Linked DNA regions of Homo sapiens: all the other regions are linked to region 3. A link is a contact called in ENCODE Hi-C or POLR2A ChIA-PET data. All regions are on one chromosome and are shown on one strand. Each heading gives the region's core, a stretch centred on a gene start or an enhancer-like site at or near the end of the contact. The rest is flanking DNA. Distances are from core to core; before and after follow the strand shown.

Region 1 (2,766 bases), core at 44-2,543, 300 kb after region 3:
GATCTCGAACTCCTGAGCTCAAGCAATCCACCTGCCAAAGTGCTGGGATTACAGGCCTGAGTGACTGCACCTGGCCACATTTTGCATTGCTAATGTGTTCATAGAAGAACCTTAAACACTCTTTGGAATCAGGTGAAGGATAAAGAAATACGGGACTTGCTCAGGATTTCACAACTATTTAGCATCAGGGTTAGGATTCAAGCCCAAGGCTGAAAGCAGAAGGCAAGGCCTATCGACTTTGCCAGGGTGCTGGGGCCTGAGTTTGCTCAAGTGGGTACTGACATGCCCTCTGGAAACAAGGCTTCTGGAGGGACCACGAAGATCAGGCCTGCCTCTTACTAAATGCTGGGCTTAGGTGGAGCCTGCTGTCACGTGGTACTTCAGAATGAACCAAAGGTTAACAAACAGCAGCCGAGGACCCCACATGCCCTGCCGATGGATTTAGCTTGGCCCATCAATATTTTAAAGAGTAACTAAGTCACCATCATTTGAAAATAATATTTCACCTTTTTTTAAAAAAGTCTGCATATCTGATCTTCTCATGAAAACTTGGGCAATCAGTCACACATGGCAATCTTTGGTACCCTCATTGACGGGCATACATCCTTGAGTTCTGTGCTGGTCCCTGGCTGGTGAGCCTCACTTACTTATGGCCTCTGTCTTCCCCTGTTGGCGTCTGAGGCTGAGCTCTGGTTGATGGCAGCACGGATGATGCTGGGGTCTGGACAACCTTCCATACCTTCTTGAAGGTCTTCTGCCATCCTGTGCAAACTCATTGGGTTCTCAGCTTCTTGGGCATCCTTGGTTTTCTCATTTGTAAATTGCAGTGCTCTCTGTGGGAGTTCAGTTCCTCATGGAGACTCCTGCCCATCCCACCCCGTTCACCTAAGCCTTTCTCACCCTTCAGACTTGAGCCATCTCCCCTGGAAGGGCCACTGGGACCACCAGGTGACCCTTGTTCACACTCGCCCTCGTATTGTGCTGTAATGATTTACCCCGTGGTCCTGCCACACAGCTGTAGATTTTGCACATGCTTGTCGAATGAACAAATGAGTGAGGGAGTGAATGGGTTGAAGCTGCCTGGGTTCCAATAGGCCCAAGTAGCCTGGCTCCGAACGCAGGGCTCAGAATCCTGTGCTCTCTCCCAACATCATGTTGGCAAAGAAAGCCCCAGCCTGGGCCCTGGTTACCCTGACTGCCTCTCCAATGCCAGGCTTTGCTGACCGAGCCACCATCAGCCCAGCCACCCTCCCCAAGCTGACGTTCCGGGAGAAAGATGTCATAGTGCTAGACGGTCACACAAGCAGCCCCGTGCACCGTCGACTCCCTTTGTTGAGAAGCAGCCCCGACAAGGAGCTTTTCTTTTCTCCTCTCCCCGCATCCTCTCCCCAGGCCTCCCCCCTCACCCAATCCTCTCTTTAATTGCTGTTGCAGCGAGCAGGAAGAATGTCGTAGATGTTGCATCTGTTTTTCTGGAAGACTGTGAAGGCGCATTAAAATATGTGCTCCGTGGGCGTCTGGTAGGCTGAGGCCTCTCTCATGGCTTAATAACGGGGGAAAGAGCTGAGGAAAGGAAGAAATGAAAGGGATAGTGAGACAGACAGAGAAGGCGACACTCAGAGAACAAGAGAGAAAGAACACAGAGAGACAGAGATGGAGAGAGAAGAGAGATGGAGTTAGAAACAGAGATGAGAGAGAGAAATTGTGAGTCTGTGGCCATTGCCACGTTCCTCTGATTTTCAGCATTTTTCTAACAGAGATTTACGAAGGTTTATCCTAAACATCTGCGGCGTGAGGCCGACGAGATACACACTTGGTTATTTTTGGGAGCAATGGAGAACCGCTCACGGAAACCCTGCCCGGCCAGGGGCCCCAAGGCTGCTGGGACAGGGCTTGCCTGCCCCCTCCCTGTCCCCTCCCTGACCCCTGTTTCTTTGTCTTCTCCAAGGCACTGGCAGGAGGCAGGGCTAGGCTCTTTCCAAAATCCATTTGTCCCGGAGTCGCCTGGGCTGGGAAAGTGCCCTCCATGTGGGCCGAGGGGGCCTGGAGGGACACTGGGCACATGCAAGGGGTCACCAGGATGAGGGGCGTCTAAGGAAGCCTAGAGGGAGAAGGGAGGAGGGGAGGGAAGTACAGGAGGGTGAGGCAACCGTTGCCACGTCAGCCCCGCCACTCTGGCAGGACAAGGAGGGGAAGATGTCTGCTGAACACAGACCTCCTGCTGCTATCCCACGGGGCGACAGTTATCAATGCTCCCATTTCACAGACGGAGAAATGGAGGCTCAGAGAGTGAAGGGACTTGCCCGAGGGAACACAACCAGGGGGCCTTGGGATAGGGTAGAGTGGGTATTTGACACTTGGCCTTAAGTGACCATGTCCTGGGTCCCTCTCCCGACAGTTCCTGTTTCTGTTGAGGGATCTCTGTGGTTTTGGGGATGCTGACTCCACTGGGGACCTGAGATGAGCCCAAGGTCCAGGCTGGACCCATTCTTCCTTTTTTGGCGACAGTAGCTGGGACAGCAGGCAGGAGGCAGAGCTCCAAAGATCACGATGCCTGGACAGAGGGCTTGGATTGCTTCTTATGGGGGCAAAGTTGTAACAGGAGGAGCTCAAGCAGGGACTGGAGGGGGTCACAGTGGGGTCAGGCTAGGGTCTGGGGAACAAAGGCAAGCATTCTGATGGTATCAACCAATCCAGCTACTCTTATGGTGTCCCAAGCCAAAGTGTGACTGATTAAAAATGAATAATCATCCTAGATTTAAAGGC
Region 2 (2,700 bases), core at 90-2,589, 350 kb after region 3:
TGCACTAATAACTCCACTGATATTTACTCTCCTGGTATTTACTCAAGAGAAATGAGAGCATATGTTCACCCAAAGACTGGAAACAACCTAAAATGGTTATTAGTAAATGAATGAGTAAATTAATTGTGTCGTGTCCACATAAATGCAATACAACTTGGCACTAAAAAGGAATGGACCCGGCCGGGTGTGATGGCTCACGCCTGTTATCTCAGCACTTTGGGAGGCCCGGGGGGGGTGGATCACTTGAGGTTGGGAGTTCGAGACCAGCCTGGCCAATATGGTGAAACCCTATCTCTACTAAGAATACAAAAATTAACCGCGTGTAGGGGTGCACGCCTGTCATCCCAGCTACTAAAAATACAAAAATTAGCCAGGCGTGGTGGTGGGTCCCTATAATCCCAGCGACTCGGGAGGCTGAGGCAGGAGAATTGCTTGAACCTGGGAGGCGGAGGTTGCAGTGAGTCGAGATCGCGCCACTGCACTCCAGACTGGGCGACAAAGCAAGACTCCATCTCGAAAGAAAAAAAAAAAAAGGAATGGACCTGTGATTCACTCAGCAATGTAGGTGAATCTCAGAAACATTTCGTGGCATGAAAATAGCCTGATGCCAAAGAGTCCATCCTAGGTGATTTCATCCATATAAAATTTTAGAAAAGGTGAAACCAACACATAGTGACAGAAGGCAGATTAGTGATTAGTTAGGGCAGAGTGGGTATTGACAGATGGGGCAAGAGGAAATGTTATTGGAGAGATTCTAAATCTTGATGGGGGGGGGTGATGATTTTTTGGTTTTGTGGGTTTTGTAGGTTTTTAGTAGGTTTATCCAAACTGTGAATTTTATTGTACGTGGATTATATCTCAATAAAGCTGAGAGCGTGCAAAAGACTTTATTCCTTCCAGCCAGGTCCATGGGTCCCAGCACTGCTGCCTCCTTAACTGGTTGCAAAACAGAAACCGGCACTCTCTCTCCTCTCTCCTTTCTCAGGTTCCTGGGCCAGTCTCCCAAGACAGTGAGTAATTAGCCGCGAAAGAGTCTTGGATGTGAAGCCAAAAACAACAGCAGTGTCACATCAGATGCTGAGACATCTCCAGCTAAGAGCTGAGCTCAGCCCCCACCCGCCCCCTCCACCCCCCAGCCGCAGCCACCAGCAGAAGGAAAACAGCCCCGTGCGGCTGAGTTCAACCAGGGCTGCCTTTCTCCACCGTGTCCGCCATTCTGGTCTCGTGCCGCAGCAGGCATTGCTAGATGATTGCCGTCATGGCTCATACTAACAATAAATAGGTCCTCCCGGGGACCCACCACCCAAACTCCTTGTGCCGGGAACAGCTACTAAAGGGGAGGCCCTTTCCATATTCCGCTTCATTCTCCCCTCCTGGCGTGCCTCAAGGAACGACCACTGTCCCCAGGTTACAGGTGAGGAAGCCGAGGCTCTGAAATATGACTGCGCCAAGTGGCCAGAATCTCGAGCAGCCTGACTGCCTCCCGCCCCAGCCCCTGGAGGCCTCGAGTCCTCCTTTACAGAAATGCCTCCCACCCCCAGCCCAGTTCATTCCAGCAGCCTCCGAGCTCCCCCTTCTCCATCCCTCCCTGCGGTCTGAGCCCTGCCTTCCGAGCCCTGCCTTCCCAGTGTGGAAGGGGAACTGGGTGGGGTAAGGCACCTCTGTTTTCTCACGAAAAAGTCCCTCTCTAGGGCGGAGGCCCTTGAAGAAGAAGGAAAGGCTGTGGGGATTGATGGGCCCCTGGAGGACTGTCATGGGGGGTGGGTGTCTGCAAGTCCAGAGGCACATCCTGCCCCCTTTCAGGGGCCTCTGGTGTGGGGTCTGGAAGTGAGTGGCTGGTGCAGGCTGTGGTCTTCCTGCTAAGCCACTAGGGCTGCTGGGGCCATAGCCTCCAGAGCCTGCTCACAACTGGTCTACTCAGCCTCCAGTCCAAGCCGCTGAGCACAGATCTCAGGGCCCTGCACGTTCTGGGCCGTGCCTCCTGACATCTGAGATGAGAACGAGCCCTCCAGGAGGTCCCATATGATGTGCCCCTGTGACCTGCATTGTCTGGAGGCAGTAGACCCAGTAGTTGGTGACCAGGAGTGAAAATCTGAACAGTCTCCTGTGTGTCCCTGGGCAACTTGCTCAACCTCACTGATCTCTGAAAATGGGCACGATAATAGGACCTGGGTGGTTGAGAGTACACCACAGGACCACATGTGCCTTTCTTGGCCCACACTGGTCCTTCTGCCTGGAATTATTTTCCACTTGTCAGGTGCTTCTTCACCCCAACAAGGCTCAATCAAGTGTGTTCTTCTCTGGGAAGCTGCAGACATCTGACCCCAGGCCACAGAGTCATACCCAGTCTGGCTCCCACAGCCCTCCCAGGCTGTCTGGTGTCAGTGCAGTGCTGTGGATGGGAACACACCTCTACCATGTTGAGCTGCTCTGAGGTTTAAATGCGTTACTGCTAATTGGGATCTTGGAACAACTCCTGGTGCATAGTGAGTACTCAAGAAAATGTGATGTCTCTTTATTCTCTTAGCAACTTTTGTCCTGGGTGAAAGTTGTCTGCCCTCCTCACCGGCCTGCAGGCTCTTCTAGGGCAGGATGGGGCTTGGTTCCTGTCTGCATCTGGTGAATCCCCTGACACACATTAGGTATCCTTACTCAAGGGAAGAGGGGCTTGCCTTTGGGACGGGGATGATGAAACTCAGC
Region 3 (2,884 bases), core at 61-2,560:
GCTGTAATGTGCAACTCTGGAGAGCTGTTGAGTAATGAAATTGCTGGGTGATTAACACACAGTCAACTAAGGAGAGCCTGGGCTTCCCTTCCCAGCCAGGAAGCTGCCTGAGACTCTTCCTTGAAGCAACTCACCTTTCCCACCTGGCGAGGCTGGGCCTCCGCACAGCACTGAGGGATTGTGGGATGATGTCATCCACTGGCAACCCTCTGGAGGTGACCTCAGCCAAGAGCAAAGTGAATCCCAGGTGTGGCGCCAAGGTGAGCTCACCCACAAGGCCCCAAGAAGCCTCTCCCAGGCGTGGGTCCCTGTCTTCCTAACCAGAATAAGCAGAGAACAGGCTCCGCAGGGCTAGAGGGCCACCCAGAACAAGGGGGCTGCGGTGCTGGGCAGGGACGGCCTGAGGCGCTCTGGCCAGGCTGGTTATGTAAGGCCAGAACTGGCTGCTCCCAGGCTCCTTCCTGGAGGGCCCCAGGCTGTGAGATAAACACAATTCAATCACCTGGGCTGCCTGATGAGGTCAATAAAGCCGCCTTCGCCTTCGTGTCCAAGGCAAATGTTCCAGGGCTGCTGGCTTCCTGCCACCCCAGCCAGCGCCACGAGCTCACCCACAACCACCCCATGGCAGGGGCCTGCCAAGGCTAACTAACTTCATTGGCTAGGGCTGAACTGATTTTAAAAGGCCAACGGGCTGCCAGAAATCAACCCACCTGGAAGAAAAGGAAATGTTTTTTGTGGATTCATTGTGGTTTGAGGACTTCCATGGGCCTGACTCCCCTGTCACCAGTGTGGGCAGTGGGAAGGCCTATGGGGGCAGTGGCAGACCGGTGTGGGCTCACCTCCTGGCTCTGCCACTTAGGAGCTGGGAGACCTAGGACACACTGCTTCACCTCTCTGAGCCTCAGTTTCCTCATCTGTAAAACTGGAAAAGCTTTCAATCGGTTCGAAAATCAGCAAAATTAATCTATGGCAATGGAAGTCAGAATAATAGTGGTGGGGGCTACTGACTGGGAGGGGCTCAAGGGACCCTTCTTTGGTGACAGAATGTATTATGTCTTCATCAGAGTGATGGTTACGTGTGTAAACACAGGTGAAAATTCATCAGGCCTCTACCTTAATATTTGTATGCTTTGCTGTATGTAAGTTACACATACCTCACTAAAATAAGAAAATAAGAAAGGAAAGGAAGGAGGGAGAGAGGAAAGGAGAGAAAAAGAGGAAAATAAGGATAAAGATTCCGTCTACTTCACAGGGCTGCTGGATGACTGCCAGGTCAAGCTGTTGGCTGCCCCAGGGCAGGAGAGTGAGTGAGTGTGTGTATGTTAGTGTGAGTCAATGTGTGTGTGTGTGTGTGTGTATGTGTGAGACTCATCTCTCTCTTGAGGGCCGATTCCACACCCTTCTTGGTAAAGAAAATACAGCAGTGCAGGGGAAGCCTAGGCTACCAGGGTTCGAAGCCTAGGCTACCAGGGTTCAAAGCCTAGGCTACCAGGGTTCGAATCCTGGCTCTGCCACCTCTTGGCTGATTGACTTGGGCAAGGGGCTTCCCATCCATCAGTTTCCCCAGATGTAAAATGGGGACAATCATAGGGGTTGCTATGGGGTTGCTGAGAAGATCAAATGAGAACAAGAGCAATGCTAAGTGTGGTCTTAGTAAACAGTAAGTGCTCAATAAATGTCCATGGTTTTTATCATTATTATTAATATCGATGCTCAAGGAGTTGATCCAGTGTTTAATAAGGGTACTATTCTCCCTTCACGTCGATGAAACCAGGCTCAGAGGAGCACAGCTGGCTGGCCAAGATCATAGGACCAAGAGGAGGCAGAGGCAGGATCTGAGCCCAGGGACAGGGGGCCCAGAGCCCATGCTCTTTCCAAGGCATTGCACTGCCTGGATGGGATGGGAATCGGTGAAAAGCTGAGGGGCCGGTGGCCCTCAGTGGACATGTGATGCAGGCATCCTAGTCCTTTTTCATAATCTTCAGGTGTGTCCCCTCCCACCAGGGCCCAGGTGCCTGCAGGGTACAGGGGTGCTTAGGGGTCCAGTTGCGTCTGTCCCACAAGCCTCTCCCACTCCCGTCAACACCCCCAGGACGAGGGCTCCCTGAGCCTCAGCACAGAGCGTGTGCTCACAAACTTCAGTGGAATGAGCCTGAGTGGAGGAGGGAGTCCTCAGCAGAACTCCCAGGATGCAGGGAAGGCACGCGCTGGTGGAGCAGTCGGGAGCACATTCCAGGTGGGGGACGCCAGATGGCGTCAGGGAGTCAGGCGAGTGCGTGGGAGGGTGGGGGTGTGGGTGGACAGTGGCCTTGTAGGGAGAGGTACGCAAGGGCCTGGGGAGGTGTGGGTGGGGGGAGTGTAAATGGAATGTGGTGGAGGGCCTTGAAATTCTAGTCTGAGGCATGAGTTCGATGACATCTATACAAAACAATTTTATTTGCTTTTTGAAGAGCACTTAAATAGTTCAGATTCCTGCCTGAAGTCTCTGACCTCTATGCTTCAAAATTTGATCGAATGGAAACTTAGGCGGCGGTGAGGCCTGCCGCAAGGGCTTGGGGTGGGGTGGAGGGAGGGATGGAGATTCTGCAAGCACGTGCTCCGGAGCCTTGAGTTTCAAATCCTGAGTCGTCCAGGTAAAAGTATGTGCATCTATTACCAACCAGGTGGATGTCTAAAATACATCCCTCGACAGCCAGTCACCGGGTTCTGCCCACCCCTGCTCCAAAGCCAAAGTCCCAGCACCCTCGGCCCCTCTGACTTGGGTCATCCCCCAGCTCCCACCAGGGCTTTGGCCTCTGGGTGGCCCCACACCAAACCCATCTTCACAAGGGGTGAGCTGTCTGAGACATAAACCCGTCACTCCACACTCAGACGCCCTCAGGCC

What was found. A loop is a pair of places that touch in the nucleus more often than their neighbours do. ChIA-PET counts read pairs that join two places held with the same protein, here RNA polymerase II (POLR2A).
Region 1: a map with no recorded cell type shows a loop between it and region 3 (6-fold over the local background). The contact joins two enhancer-like sites. A Hi-C loop is called at or near these places in 1 of 37 single-sample maps with no recorded cell type. POLR2A ChIA-PET finds 5 or more read pairs at or near these places in 2 of 52 experiments (OCI-LY7 and activated naive CD4-positive, alpha-beta T cell).
Region 2: a loop to region 3 is called in a map of sigmoid colon, with 1.8 times the contacts of the local background. The contact joins the promoter of LINC01944 here to the enhancer-like site in region 3. A Hi-C loop is called at or near these places in 1 of 168 maps with a recorded cell type or tissue (sigmoid colon). POLR2A ChIA-PET finds 5 or more read pairs at or near these places in 1 of 52 experiments (H1).

What each region holds. Positions count from the first base shown.
Region 1 is chr5:172,602,231-172,604,996 of GRCh38, reverse strand. No RefSeq gene overlaps it. Among named protein-coding and RNA genes, the nearest start is that of NEURL1B, 38 kb to the left of the region's middle. RefSeq lists an enhancer at 1,912-2,490. Within about 2 kb of position 1,293, at least 9 of the 41 ENCODE cell types and tissues checked have a DNase peak (open chromatin) inside an H3K27ac peak, as active enhancers do.
Region 2 is chr5:172,557,653-172,560,352 of GRCh38, reverse strand. It overlaps LINC01944 (long intergenic non-protein coding RNA 1944), which reads left to right and starts at 1,339. Exons shown (of 3, transcript NR_146726.1): 1 at 1,339-1,414; 2 at 2,258-2,486.
Region 3 is chr5:172,902,442-172,905,325 of GRCh38, reverse strand. The region is part of intron 3 of ERGIC1 (endoplasmic reticulum-golgi intermediate compartment 1); the gene reads right to left. Among named protein-coding and RNA genes, the nearest start is that of MIR10523, 11 kb to the left of the region's middle. RefSeq lists a silencer at 426-720 and enhancers at 1-742, 223-1,180. Within about 2 kb of position 1,310, at least 33 of the 41 ENCODE cell types and tissues checked have a DNase peak (open chromatin) inside an H3K27ac peak, as active enhancers do; they include sigmoid colon, where a contact is called at or near this core.